Linked DNA regions of Homo sapiens: regions 1, 3, 4 and 5 are each linked to region 2. Evidence: chromatin contacts called from ENCODE Hi-C or POLR2A ChIA-PET data. All regions are on one chromosome and are shown on one strand. Each heading gives the region's core, a stretch centred on a gene start or an enhancer-like site at or near the end of the contact. The rest is flanking DNA. Distances are from core to core; before and after follow the strand shown.

The links. Hi-C counts contacts between places; a loop is a spot of excess contacts on that map. ChIA-PET counts read pairs that join two places held with the same protein, here RNA polymerase II (POLR2A). Pooled maps may share reads with other maps.
Region 1: a loop to region 2 is called in a map with no recorded cell type, with 4 times the contacts of the local background. The contact joins the enhancer-like site here to the promoter of SIX1 in region 2. A Hi-C loop is called at or near these places in 11 of 37 single-sample maps with no recorded cell type and 3 of 50 pooled maps. POLR2A ChIA-PET finds 5 or more read pairs at or near these places in 2 of 52 experiments (K562 and WTC11).
Region 3: a map of PC-3 shows a loop between it and region 2 (6-fold over the local background). The contact joins the enhancer-like site here to the promoter of SIX1 in region 2. A Hi-C loop is called at or near these places in 4 of 168 maps with a recorded cell type or tissue (IMR-90, PC-3, chondrocyte and 1 more), 19 of 37 single-sample maps with no recorded cell type and 7 of 50 pooled maps. POLR2A ChIA-PET finds 5 or more read pairs at or near these places in 2 of 52 experiments (H1 and OCI-LY7).
Region 4: a map of PC-3 shows a loop between it and region 2 (8-fold over the local background). The contact joins the enhancer-like site here to the promoter of SIX1 in region 2. A Hi-C loop is called at or near these places in 37 of 168 maps with a recorded cell type or tissue (A673, B cell, CD14-positive monocyte and 30 more), 37 of 37 single-sample maps with no recorded cell type and 30 of 50 pooled maps. POLR2A ChIA-PET finds 5 or more read pairs at or near these places in 7 of 52 experiments (AG04449, HEK293T, OCI-LY7 and 4 more).
Region 5: a map with no recorded cell type shows a loop between it and region 2 (2.3-fold over the local background). The contact joins the enhancer-like site here to the promoter of SIX1 in region 2. A Hi-C loop is called at or near these places in 1 of 168 maps with a recorded cell type or tissue (gastrocnemius medialis), 1 of 37 single-sample maps with no recorded cell type and 1 of 50 pooled maps.

The regions. Positions count from the first base shown.
Region 1 is chr14:60,203,584-60,206,283 of GRCh38, reverse strand. No RefSeq gene overlaps it. Among named protein-coding and RNA genes, the nearest start is that of DHRS7, 40 kb to the right of the region's middle. Within about 2 kb of position 1,319, at least 2 of the 41 ENCODE cell types and tissues checked have a DNase peak (open chromatin) inside an H3K27ac peak, as active enhancers do.
Region 2 is chr14:60,648,061-60,650,760 of GRCh38, reverse strand. It overlaps SIX1 (SIX homeobox 1), which reads left to right and starts at 1,284. Exons shown (of 2, transcript NM_005982.4): 1 at 1,284-2,131. The coding sequence starts at 1,572. MIR9718 (microRNA 9718) reads right to left here and starts at 2,113; the gene lies at 2,050-2,113. RefSeq lists a silencer at 1,128-1,367 and enhancers at 1,378-1,998, 1,999-2,620, 2,621-2,700.
Region 3 is chr14:61,102,531-61,105,230 of GRCh38, reverse strand. No RefSeq gene overlaps it. Among named protein-coding and RNA genes, the nearest start is that of SLC38A6, 120 kb to the right of the region's middle. RefSeq lists enhancers at 398-1,312, 682-1,881. Within about 2 kb of position 1,395, at least 22 of the 41 ENCODE cell types and tissues checked have a DNase peak (open chromatin) inside an H3K27ac peak, as active enhancers do; they include IMR-90, PC-3 and endothelial cell of umbilical vein, where a contact is called at or near this core.
Region 4 is chr14:61,024,536-61,027,235 of GRCh38, reverse strand. The region is part of intron 5 of SLC38A6 (solute carrier family 38 member 6); the gene reads right to left. Among named protein-coding and RNA genes, the nearest start is that of SLC38A6, 45 kb to the right of the region's middle. Within about 2 kb of position 1,280, at least 3 of the 41 ENCODE cell types and tissues checked have a DNase peak (open chromatin) inside an H3K27ac peak, as active enhancers do; they include IMR-90, PC-3 and endothelial cell of umbilical vein, where a contact is called at or near this core.
Region 5 is chr14:60,183,143-60,185,842 of GRCh38, reverse strand. No RefSeq gene overlaps it. Among named protein-coding and RNA genes, the nearest start is that of DHRS7, 19 kb to the right of the region's middle. Within about 2 kb of position 1,347, at least 9 of the 41 ENCODE cell types and tissues checked have a DNase peak (open chromatin) inside an H3K27ac peak, as active enhancers do.

The DNA.
Region 1 (2,700 bases), core at 70-2,569, 440 kb after region 2:
ACAGAACACCGAGGACATAGAACTTCACTCCTTTGTTGAGGTAGTCTTTTCACATAGAATTTTCATTTGCCAGTAGCTTGATGTCTGCTACTCCTAGAAAGATTTCTTTAAGATCTAAAGATTACACGATGCCCCAAATTTGAGAACCTTTGAGCTCCCTATTGACCCGTGTTCTACCAATTGTGAAGTGGAACAAAGAACAAAGGACAAATTTAAGAGGTTTCTACAAAAGAGCTGGATACCAGCAAAAGACATGAAAAAAGATATAAACAAACTGTAGAAATAGGAAAATGTATAGTAAAATTTTATACATGTGTCATTTAGTTCCTCTTCCCTTAGGAAATTATGATACATTGGGAACAATTAATACAAGGATGATATATAATAAAAAATTATCATGACCTAAATGTTTATCAGCTTGGTTTGTTGAATAAATTATGGTACATACATATAATGGAATACTATGGACAGTAATAGATGAGATGGAATGCTACAGTTATTGTATATGTTAAGTTAAAATGCCAATTGCAGAACAGTGTGATCCAATTTGAAAAAAAATCTGGAAGAGACACACTACAATGTGGTAGGGTGACAGAATTTCTCTTCTTTGTGTCATTGATTTTTTTTTTTAGAGTAAGCATTCACTGCTTCTATAATCAGCAAAAACACTGAAACTTTTCCACCCACACCCCCATAAAACAAAAAAAAAGAAAGTATTTGTATGAGCAAGTAAGAATTTACATAAAAGGTGATACTATTTCCCTCCTCCCCCCACCACACACACATCTTTTTCCCCTGGTACTGGAATTCAAAAGTCAGTATCACTGTGGCAATGACGAATAGGCAAAGGTTTGGTAGAGCCATGATGTTCCGAGATTTTTATTAAAGAAATTCACAAGCCTGATGAGTTGAAGAAAGCCTAAAAAGCTTTCTCCTTTTATGGTGTTGTGTGTATATGTTTGCATGCCCTTAGATGCAGCTTCTCATGCATCTTTTCCAATGACTCGTGGAGACTCTGGGTCAATGTCAAGAGGGCAGACTCTTTTCATATTCCCTCTCCCTTCCTGATCCCCAGAGGAAGGCCTTCTTTTAGAATCCTTGGCTGCGCCCAGCACCAGCGCTGGGAAAACTTCAAGTAGAGGAGGCTCTACCCACATTCCCTCCACAGGACCATCTTCCTCCTCTCAGCTTCCCCTCTCACCACTCTCTGTCACCTGAGATACCCAAGCTACTCCCCATAGCCTGTTTCTGTCAGCTGTGGTCCCTCACCACACATACCTCTCACAGCCTTTCAGCCTCCAGAATAACATTGCTTTCTATTCCTGGCTCCCTGTTGAACCATGACAACTCCTATCTTGTCAGGGCAATGTTCCTGATTAAGAGGAATTAAAATCTCAAAACAGGGCAAATAATCAATACTCTGACAAGTAGTACGTCACCAGGGCTAGTCACATCTCAGAAAGAGAGTTAACCTGAAGGAATGAATCTGTAATATTGTAATTTAGCCAGGGTTACAGACTAATAAGGACAATATTTTGGGTGGGTGTATGTGTCCGTGTGGGGGTGGAGGCAGGAAGCTAATTAGCAACACAACAAGGACTAGAACTTTTGTTTCCCTGTTGCTCAATCCAGGGCTCTTCTGGCAATAGTTTGCTGCCTTTTTTTTCTCCTTTATTGGAATTTAACACTTTAAGTAGTATTGTATAATTTGAAGAAAATTTCATCCTTCAATACTTTAAAGAGGAAAAGTATTACATTGCTATAGAATGTGTGTAAAACGCTGATTTGAACAGTGTTTGTAGTCATTTTGGCATATCAAACGATTATTAAATTACAGTATCTCCAGTTTAAAGCAAAGAATCAAGATAGTATTAACCCCTGCCATACTGTTTGAGAGGCAGTGAGCTCTGAAATCAGATTGCCTGGGTTGAGTGGGCAGGCAGTCTTATTTACATGCAACGGCTAGTTTAGCCACACGCCAGCTGTGTGACCTTGGGCAAATTAACCTTGCCTCTCCATGCTTGCGTTTCCTCTTTCATAAAACATGAGCAATAAAGGTATCGATCTTACAGGGTTGCTGCTAGCATTGAATGAGTTGATGCATATAAAACATTTAGAACAGAGCCTGGCACAAAGTAAACACCCGATAGATGTCCCTTGTGCAATTAGCAGTTGATGAAATGAAAGTATAGGTCACAGCTACATATATATTTTGTTGGATGCTCAAGTCAGCAAAAAATATGTTAAACATACCAGTGAGAATAGTCAGGAAAACTTAAAAAGAACAATGATAAAATGAAGACTTGCATTTCCAGGCATTACTATCTTTTATACCACCTATCAGTACAATCAGTGAAATAAAATGAGACTGTAGTAACAGTAAACAGAACAATGGAACAGAATAGAAACCTCTAAAAGCAACCCCAAACACACACATGAATTTAGTACTAGCAAGATTGACATTTGAAATTTGGGAAGAAAAATTGAGCCACCCAATAAATAGTAGTAAGACAAATGGTGAGACATTTGGAAAAGTCATCAAATCTGTTTTTTATAATTTATACCAAACTAAGTTACAGGCGGATAAAGGTTAAATGTAAAAACAAAATAAAAATATGAAAGGATGAAAAGTAAGGATAGAGTATAAAGATAACTATAATCAGCTATCAAGGAAAGGAAAGACTTCACTTAAAAATAAAG
Region 2 (2,700 bases), core at 35-2,534:
GATAATTACAACTTCACTTGTTTGTGCAGTTTTACTAAGCATTCTCCACACATAAACAAAACAGCAGATGATGGGACTTAAATTGCAGTGCATCTCTCATTCCCTGGCAGCAAAATAGGCCAGCATTGCAACACACACACACACACACATACACACACACACACACACACACACACCTCTTTATTTAATCTTCTTGGAGCCGCTGTCGTTCTCGCTTTGAGGGCAGTGTCCCTCTCAGAGCAGGGTAAGGATTATATTACAACCGGACGGTTATTGGAGCCGGGCACAGTTTTATTTAATTTACACCACATCCAGCGCCTTTCGTACGAGGTTCCCAAAGCATTTTTGCTAATAGCAAGTAAAGCCTCTCGGCATTCCTCAGTAGCAGAGGTGGCACTGCAAAACACAACCGCACAGATGGGGAAATTGAGTCCAGAAGCTTCAGGAACCTGCTGGTTTCAATCGCAGAACATTAAGATACCAAATCACAAATGAACGCTCGGAGTCTCTAGGTGCTCAGCAAGTATGCTCTAAACAGCTCTCTGCCTGGTCTCAAATCATGGAGGTCTTTTGTGAACGAGGGAAACGCTGTCCGACTGGGAGTACTTGTGCCCTTTGGAGGGTGGTGTGCAGCAGTGGGGGGAGGACAGTGGTAGTTGGTGGGGGGAGGGAGGAGGAAATAGGGTTGGACTCCTCGAGCTGAAGCCAACCCGAAGCCACTCTTCCAGAGGCTGCATGCGCGGACCCTGGTCTGCTCTTGAATTATTTATCGCGTTCCATAAGCTATTCATCAATCCATTATTTATTCATTCCAACATTAAAGTAATTAAATATGAGCTCACCGGGAGAGGGCAAGTCTGCAAGGGATGAGGACAAGAGTACGGAGGGAGAGGGGAGGAATTAAGGTTTGGAGTCATTGATTTGTGCGGAGTTGTGCGCGACTCCCCTTAGGTGATACTGGCGACGGGTCCCGCGTTGCAGGGTCCTGACGCGCTCACCCACTCCCTACCTCCCCACACCTCCGCAGCGCAGCTCCCTCAGACCCCAACTGGCTTCCCACCTTTCCTCTTCCTTCTCCTCCCACCACTCCCTACCCGCGCAGCCCCGGCAACACCCCCAACCCCCAGCTCCGCAGCCTCGCCCTCCCCGCTCTGGGCGGTGCGGCCTCTCTGCCCAGCCGGGCGGCGCGCTGGCTGGCCAGCCCCGGATAGGCGCCGCCGGCAGCCAATCAGCGTGCCGGGGACGCTGCGCGCTTTAAGGCCGCTGCGGGGAGAACAGAAACCAAGTTCCCCGGCAACTAGCAGCATCCACCGGGCGGGAGGTCGGAGGCAGCAAGGCCTTAAAGGCTACTGAGTGCGCCGGCCGTTCCGTGTCCAGAACCTCCCCTACTCCTCCGCCTTCTCTTCCTTGGCCGCCCACCGCCAAGTTCCGACTCCGGTTTTCGCCTTTGCAAAGCCTAAGGAGGAGGTTAGGAACAGCCGCGCCCCCCTCCCTGCGGCCGCCGCCCCCTGCCTCTCGGCTCTGCTCCCTGCCGCGTGCGCCTGGGCCGTGCGCCCCGGCAGGCCCCAGCCATGTCGATGCTGCCGTCGTTTGGCTTTACGCAGGAGCAAGTGGCGTGCGTGTGCGAGGTTCTGCAGCAAGGCGGAAACCTGGAGCGCCTGGGCAGGTTCCTGTGGTCACTGCCCGCCTGCGACCACCTGCACAAGAACGAGAGCGTACTCAAGGCCAAGGCGGTGGTCGCCTTCCACCGCGGCAACTTCCGTGAGCTCTACAAGATCCTGGAGAGCCACCAGTTCTCGCCTCACAACCACCCCAAACTGCAGCAACTGTGGCTGAAGGCGCATTACGTGGAGGCCGAGAAGCTGCGCGGCCGACCCCTGGGCGCCGTGGGCAAATATCGGGTGCGCCGAAAATTTCCACTGCCGCGCACCATCTGGGACGGCGAGGAGACCAGCTACTGCTTCAAGGAGAAGTCGAGGGGTGTCCTGCGGGAGTGGTACGCGCACAATCCCTACCCATCGCCGCGTGAGAAGCGGGAGCTGGCCGAGGCCACCGGCCTCACCACCACCCAGGTCAGCAACTGGTTTAAGAACCGGAGGCAAAGAGACCGGGCCGCGGAGGCCAAGGAAAGGTACGCGGCGTGCTTCCCGCGACTCGGGCGACCCTAGGAAGCCGTCCTTTCTCCTCCGCCCCCTCCCGCCCCCGCAGGCACCAGCCACCAAGTCCTCCCCGCCGGCCGGAGCCCGTCCACGGGGCGGCGCGCAGGCCCTCCGCGGCGCTGCAGCGAAAGTTCATGAACTCTGAGGTTCCTTGCTAAGGATGGGGCCTCATTTGCTTTGAGCACCCGCGCGTGGGTTTCTCTGGGATGTGAGTGTCGGGAAATATTGGCGCTAGATTTGGTCTTTATGCCTCCCTGGCTGGCCGCGGCTATGAGTGGTGGGTGGAGAGTGAGTTTCTAAATCAACGGGCAGTGAAATGTTGATTGGTGTCGCAAGGAAAGGGGTTTGGTGGGAGCTGAGGTTCGCGAACCTCTCTCCTCTTGCTCCCCAGAGGGGTGAAGCTGGCCTGAGACATTGGCTCTGCCCCCACTCCCGCCTGGTTCTCCACAGCTCTCTCTTGATAGTCTTTTGGTTTAGAGGTAGCCTGCTTCATTTCTCACTAGCTGGACAAATGGAGGAGACTTTTAAAGATACAACAAAA
Region 3 (2,700 bases), core at 146-2,645, 450 kb before region 2:
GAAATATCATCTCCCCTGTAGTATAAATTATATGAAGTGAAATAATGGAATGTGACTGTCTGAAATGCTGGCCAAGTGGATCAAGGCTACTGTGGGGTTGACTGGCCAGTAAGGAGGCAGAGGAGCAGAAGCACCAAGAGCAAAGGACTTTCAATTCAGCAACTATGAATTGAGCATCTTTTATGTGCCCAGCCTGGGCCAAGTACTAGGGTTGCTGCAAAGAAGACGGTGACTCGTCTAGCGGCCCTGATGCTTCCATCTAACCAGGAAGATGGACATTAACCAAATGACTTCACAACACATTATTTAAATACAGAGGTGGTAAATCCATGTGGAAAACAGAGGGGTGTTAGGAGTGCATATAACAGAAACACCTGACTTCAACCAGAGGGAATGGAAAGGCTGTGGAGACAGAAGTGGAAAGCTGTCTGGGGCTGCCCCACATTGGCCTTGCTCAGCTCCAGGCCATCAACATCCTTAAACAGGCTTTTGCTCTGGGAAGCCAAGTAATTTTGTCCTCCCACCAGAAAACTGGCATGTTGAAGTCCTAACCCCCAGTCCCTCAGAATGTGACCTTAAGTGGAGATAGGGTCTTTAAAGAGGCAATTACGGTTAAATGAGGTCACGAGGGTGGAGCCTAATCCAACAGGAGTGTGTCCTTTTAAAAGAGGAAGACATAGACATATGCAGATGGAGGACCACATGCATTTGCAGAGAAGACAGTCTTCTGCAAGCTGAGGAGAGAGGCCTCAGAAGGAATCAACCCTGCAGACAACTTGATCTTGGCCTTCCAGTCTCCAGAACTGTGAGACAATCCATATTTGAGCCATCCAGTCTGTGGGACTTTGTTAAGACAGCCCTAGCAAACGAATATAGCAGCCTAAGTGAGGAGTTTTTGTCCTTTGCAATCGAAAGAGCCCTACTAATACTGGGAGCAAACAGGCTCCATTTTGGGAAGGGAGGATCCTGGCTGGGCCTGAAGATGTCACTGGGGCTGTCTGGGCACAGGACAGCTCCCTTTGTGTCTGTTCAGCCTCATTGTTCTTCCCATCCCCCCACACGGGGAGATTTGCAGCAGACACCCGCTTCCCTGCTGCATGGGGAGCAAGCTGGTAAGGAGAAACCCCCGCCCTGCGTGGTTATGGGCTCCCTGATGTTCTAACTGTGGATCAGTTATAACAGTCCTGCAGGGAGGAGGGGGTTTACTGCCAGGAAGAAAAACCCCAGGAACCCAGCCTTTCTGCTTCTCGGGACAGTGGGGGCCGTGGGGTGGAGTGAGATTCTCCAGCCATGACTCATGCTAGGTTTCATGAGTAAGGGAAGTTAAGAGAGTCATAATGACTGTACTGAAAAGCAGTTAAGTCCATCTTCACAGCAGCATTACACGGAATTAAAAACTGCACAATTTGATCCTATTTGCAACCACAGCTGCCATAAACTAACATATAAGCAAACTGAGCAGAGTGAACTCAGTGCCCCTGATTCAGGCTACGCATATGGGCCTGTATCCACAGTGCTTTGAGCTTCAGCAGAAAAGACCTCACCCTTCCATTCCGTTCCTATTCCTCCGAACCACTGAAATCACATGGGTGTCTGCCCTTTGGGTGGGGACACCATCAGAGCTGGCCTCTGCCAGGGGAAGAAGAATAGGGGCCTCACTGGCCAGGCCTCAGAGATTCTGAGAATGAGACTCACTGTTGTACCGGTAAGAAGAAAACCCGCAGGCTGCTGGAAAGGTGAATTATTTGTAGCCATGGCTAGAGCTGACTTCCCATTCCCACACTTCCAGCAGAAGAAAGACTTGGACAGACAGCACTGAAAAAATCCTGGAGAAGTGGCGGGCCCAACAGGGAGAAATGCAGGCTCTTTCACAGAGGACAGGAGATTGACAGGTGCTAAGTAGGGTGTGTGAGGCCCGCCAGGGGCTTGTGCCGCACACCCATAGTCAGAAGTGGAGGGAACCTCTTCCTCTCCATTAGCCAATGCTCTGGACACTGGGTATCGAGTACTTTCAATCCAGCTAGTTGGCACCATTGCTTCCATATGTGTGCTGGAATTTATTGAGTACCAAGTGTTTACAAAGTGCAATATTACCCACAGAAGAAAGCTTCAAAAACAGGAGCAGACTACTTTCGGTGGCTCTGCCTTTGACCTTTGTGCAGATCAGCAGCGGCAACTGACCTCCCTACGCCCTTTTTCAGTGGAGTAAACAAGAGGCAGGGATGGTCACAGAAAAGGGAGTTAGTCATCCAACCCCTTTAGTTGTCCCTGAGCCCACCCAAGCCCTATTTGCTTTGTGCTAACCTGGCCTCCAAAGGCAACAACCAATATTTGCTGTGTGCCTTGCCAGGGAGACATACAAAGCAGCCCATGTTGGAGTGCGAGCCAGCAGGATTTTTTTCAACCTAACTGGAGGAGACATGTGCACGTGAACTATTACCAACAGCACAGGCATTGTGGATAAGAGCCAGGTGAGGGACCTAGACTTCTGAGAACCAGGGAGAAGCCATTTGCTCTCCTACTTCCTCAAGTCACCCTTTGATGACACCCGTCCATGCCTCCCCATGAGGCCAAAAGGAGAAAACAGAGCACAATGAAAGAGACCATATTCTCTCAGCAGTCTCTACTCTCATACCTCTACCACCCTGTCCCAGAGTGGGAGGGAAACCTTGAACTGCTAAAGGAGCTCACTTCCCTTCC
Region 4 (2,700 bases), core at 31-2,530, 380 kb before region 2:
GCACATTAACTAAATAGGTATTCTTTTCTACTTAATTTTAAACTAATATAACTCATTTAATAGAAACTTCTCTGGGAAAAAATAAAACATCTGTCAACTGAAAACACAGAAGTTGAAAGCACTCTTTAAAAACAACATGGAGAAGCAACAGTAATATTAAAAAGTGACTAAAATGGGGTAAAATCTGATTAGGTAATAGCAAGTTGCAAGGTGTTAATATCTGCTGATCTAATTATAAAGTGAAATAAATGAATTGGGCCCGGGAGGTTGAGAGGAGAGATGTTAGAAACACAGAAACAGGGAAGGGACTCTGGGCAGAGATCCATGAAAACAGCTAACATCTTTGTTTTTTAGATGCCTACTGTATGCTTGGTAGTATTCTACACAAGTTATTTCCTCACTTAATCTTTACACAAACCTGTGAGGTACATATTACTTATTTCACAGAATATAAGGAAGCACAAAGAAGTAACTTGCCCAAGCTAGTGATGGTGCAAACAGCCCGCCTGGGTTGAGAAACTCGTTCTATTAACTAGTATGCCATGAGAAAGTGCAGGAGCAAAGTGAAAAAGTAAACCAACAAAACAAAGACAAATAAGGAAAGTCTACCAGAAGTACCACTCTTCAGAATTATTTTTCTTTTTTAAATCAGTATTTAAACAAACTACTTTTGAATGCTGAGATTAACAGTTGACTTCAAAGGAAATGAATATCACAGAGAACATTAGTCAGAAGCTTTAGTAACACTTAGAATTTTCATTTCATCTTGAGATATATTTTCAATGTATTTCATTTTTCAGTATTGGAGCTCCTTTGGTGATGTGATTAGTTCAAAATTCATGGAGTTTCATGATGAGATTCTATTGCATCTACTGCTATGACTCTACTGTATTTACGGCTGTGATTGTAGTTCTGAAGAGGAAGTTTCCTATTCTCACGTATTTGAAATATTAACACTCCACTGAAATCCAAAAAATAAAAATCAGTCTCTGTGCTTCCAAATACTGTATTCTTATGAGTTATTTTTCGCAGCACTCTGAAAATGCTTCCCAAGTTGTCGTTATTAAGCATACAAACTTAAAAAAAACAAACCAACCCTAATTGGAGTTTGGGCCTAAGACATCATTACAGTTTATGAAGATAAGAATCTTTTTTGTTAAACATGTAAAATATATGTATGAGGACAGAATTACTTACAGCTATTTTTAAAACAGAATTAGGTTTTCAGCACTTGGGGGAAGTTCAGCAATTCTTAAAGGATTACTCAGCCCTAAACAAACGGATGTGCTACGGGGAAAAAATAAGTTTGCCTTTCTGTCTCAGAGAGATTCAATTTTATTTCAAACATGTTTTTAGTCATGGATACTAACTGGTTTATTCTATTCAATGTGTCTCATTAATCTGGTGGTCCCACAAAATATCTAAATGCCACTGAAGTTCTATATGCACTCAAATAGTACAGAACACATGCATAAATGAAAATCAAAATATATGGGGGAAAATGCTCCCCCATGACCCTAGAAAAAAATGTATATCTTTGTCTTATCATTTTCAGGATCTTAAATTTGATTAAAAAATGACCAAAATATCTACTGTTCTGAAAATTTTATAATTTTCAATAGAAATTACTATGAAAAATATTTTCAAAACCTTAAAAAAGATACACTACCAGTAAATGTTGTCAAATGAAGTGCTTGTGAAAAAGACTCTCCAAATTTCCTGTACCTCTCCTATTCTAAGGCAGTGCTTTCTAGAATTTCTAGACAAGTCTCAAGAAAGCTGCAGTTTCACCACAGATAAACTGACCAGCAGATGGCGATGTATCTGCGCGCCCAATCCTAGTTTCCCAAGAGACAATACAAACTAGTATATCTGAAACACTCTTAGTACTTTACTAGCCTACCAAAAAGTAAATAAATAAAATGCATGAATGAATATACAGGAAGAAAGCAAATCCAAGTAGTTTCTAGCATCTAATATTGTGAATTTTTCAAATACTGAGAATTTGAGATTTTTATAATTCTCAATTGAAAATGATCTTATTTATACCTTTCTGAGATTTAGAAATGGGGTTACCCGAGTCCATAGATTACCAAACTGAGGTGTTAATAAAGGCTGCAAGAGTAAGGTGTGTGGATTCTGTGCCAGACTGAAACATCTGGGTCATTCTAGCAATTTCAGGAGGTTTCAGTAAGACTACTAATGTTTATGGTTTTCCTTTCACAAAACGTAGTAATGATTAAATTTTTAATCTCCTTTAAAGAACTGGGGCTTTGAAGAATTAAGGAAAGCATATGCTATTCATAGTAATCCTTCATATTTATAAGAGCAAAATAAGAATATAACATCCCCCTAGGAGCTACTCATCTTTCCACATTTTGAATTGGGCAAGTTGTGAAACCAGAAATAACATCAATTGACTTCACTGTTATCATGTGCTTGTAAGAGTTAATAAGACTTTTTCTGGCTTGACTAAGAAGATGATTGGGATGTAGTGTTTGATTTCTAGTGATAATTCTAGCCTACTGAATGGTTTACTTCAGGAGTTCAAATGAATGTGAAACCAACTACTTACCTTAGTTTTTAAGAAAAGAATCACATAATACAACACTGTTACAGGAACTATGTGAAAACTACCTTATACTTACTTTCTACTACAGTTATTAATCTTTTATCTTTAGTTAGGCTGCCAAATTCAAA
Region 5 (2,700 bases), core at 98-2,597, 460 kb after region 2:
CCAGGAGAGGTGACACCTGAACTGTCTTGAAGACAGAGTAGAAGTTTTGCAAGCATATATGGAGGTGAGCAGGAACATGGAATCTGGGGTGGTGCTCAAACTTATGGCTTGGACAACCATGTGAATAGTGGGGGTAGTAATTAGGGACGAAGAGGTAGAGAGAGAGAGAGTTTTGGATGTGTTGCTTGGAAATGATGGCCTGTGTGTGTCACCTGGAGTTGTGTAGTAGCCATATATGGCAGATACTGTATTAAGTGATTTCTATGCTTTATTTCATTTAATTTCTCCCAAACTGTATGAATTATATACAATTACCTCCACCTTACAGATAAGGAAAGCAAGGCTTTTCTCAAGGCCACACAGTGGCAGAGCTGCAATTTGAATGCAGGTGTGTCTATGCCAAAGCCCATATTCTTTCCAGGATCTGAAGCTGTTTCTGGGCTAGATGATAGAGGTCGGGGCTGAAGAGTCTGGGTTGCAGATGCTTAACCCAGAAATGATGACTCACTCATTTGCATTTGCATTTGCCTTGTTGCAACTGCGACTAGATGTTCTTGTTATAGTAATTTACATCACATGATTTAATTTATACTTGTTATTCTTCTTTTTTTGTAATGTGAGAGCTAAGTGTGCAGTGGTATCTTTTTATTACTGTTTATTTTTTCTTACCTTATATGTCGAAATTTAAGCCGCAATTCAGTCAGTTTTAATGCTATTAACAGTTTGCTGGCTGACTCCCAACCAACCACAATTTAATCTGCTTTGATAGGAGCATACCATTTTCACAGGCAGAAGAACCGATCATTGTAGTCAACCCAGCTCACAGCTTAAATGTGGTCTCAAGAAGATAAAAAGTTTATTCCATGAGCTAGAACTAGCATATGCATTATAAAAACTGCAGCTAGTGATGCCACAAAGAAAGCATTTATTTGAGTTTATTTTTGAAGCTGCCAAAGTAGAAAAACAGTCTGCTTTCACTCTGACCAGAATTGTCCCTCTCTTCTAATATCTCTCTCTCTAGCTTTTCCTCATCTCTATCTGCATCTCTTGGTTTCTCTGACTCTGTCTTTTCCTTCTTTGTTAACATGTTGGAATTCATTGTTTAAACTTATAATTCTCAAAACTAGAAAATCAAGGCCTCTTTTGGAAGAGGAAAATGTTATCCAACCAGATTAATAGGCATAGGGGAATATCCAAACAGCTGGAATGTCCTGGTTTTCATGTACCTTTCATTGAAATTAAGAAAAAATATCCAAAATTCTACATAAATCATGTTGGATGCAACGAATGAGTAACAAATACAAATCATCCAGTAGAGGGCGATGCTGACTTATTTATGGGTGCCTTCGGTAGAAAATGCAAATTAAGTAATAAAAGACTTTTCTTGACGTAAATTGTTCAACCAACATGCAGATCAGATGATTCTTAATGCAGTAAAATCATATAAATTCACATTTAATTGAATCAGATCTTGTGATAATTTGCTCAAAGACTGAATTAAATAATAGTTTTTAAATGCCCTGGGGTGAGAATTAATGAATCTGCTTTCACTTTTCCTTTAAACCTGGGGCTCTGTGGCCTTTAGAAAGCCTTTTAAGCTCTCCGAGCCTCATTTTTCTCACCTAGAAAATGACACATTTGGCCCAGATAGAGGGTAAATTCCCTTTTGCTTTAAGAAGCACTTATTCTGTGAACCAGTATGTTAAGCACATTAATTCTGTAAAAGAGATTTTCTGGGGAAGTTTAAAGTGGTAATTTCCAAGTCTTACTCCTCATCAGAATCACTGAAGTAGTCTCATTCCAAAGCCTTTGCAGGACTTTCCAGGAAATAAAGGGGACCAGATTGTGAGTGGTGTGGGAGAACACATATATCACTGGCTCTCCTGAGCCTTCAACTTTTATACACTTAAGAAGAAGTTCTGATGTCATACCAAGAAAGCAGTTTGAGTTCAAAATAGACATTTGATGTACATCAGGACATCAGAGGGCAGTAATTGTCTAGTGCTCATGTAGCTCATCTAGTTACTAGTGCTCGTGGAGCTGGTTCTTCCCTCCTTTCTGAGTCATGGAAGACTATACCTGCCAGCCTCCTTGCTTGCATTCTCACACAGAACTTTTTCTGTAAAAAGCCAGATAGTAAATATATTATTCTTTATGAATCATATGGTCCCTGTAACAATAATCAACTCTAGTGTTGTCATGCAAAAACAGCTGTATCAGTTGTCTATACCTTGTAACAATTTACCCAAAGTTTGGTGGCATAAAATAGCACACATTTATTATCTCAGTTTCTGTGGTTCAAAATCCTGGCATAAACTAGCAGGGTTCTCTGCTTCATGGTCTCTCACAAGGCTATAATCAAGGTGTAGGCCAGCCGTATGGTCTCTTAAGAAGGCTCAACTGGGAAAAGATCTGATTTGAAGCTCACTTATGTGGTTGTTGATTGGATTCATAGAGTGTTTGAGTGAGAGCCTTGATTCCTTGTTAGTAGAGGCCACTTTCAGTTCCTTGCCTGTGGGCCTTGCACACATGGCAGCTTGCTGCATCCATGCTTGCAAGCTGAGAAGGCGAGAGTGAGAGAATAATAGCAAGAGGAGGTCACAGTCTTTTCAAATTGAACCACAGAAATGACACCCCATCATTTTTTTCCCCGAGATGGGGTCTTGTTATGTTTCCCAGGCTGAAGTGTAGTGGCTATTC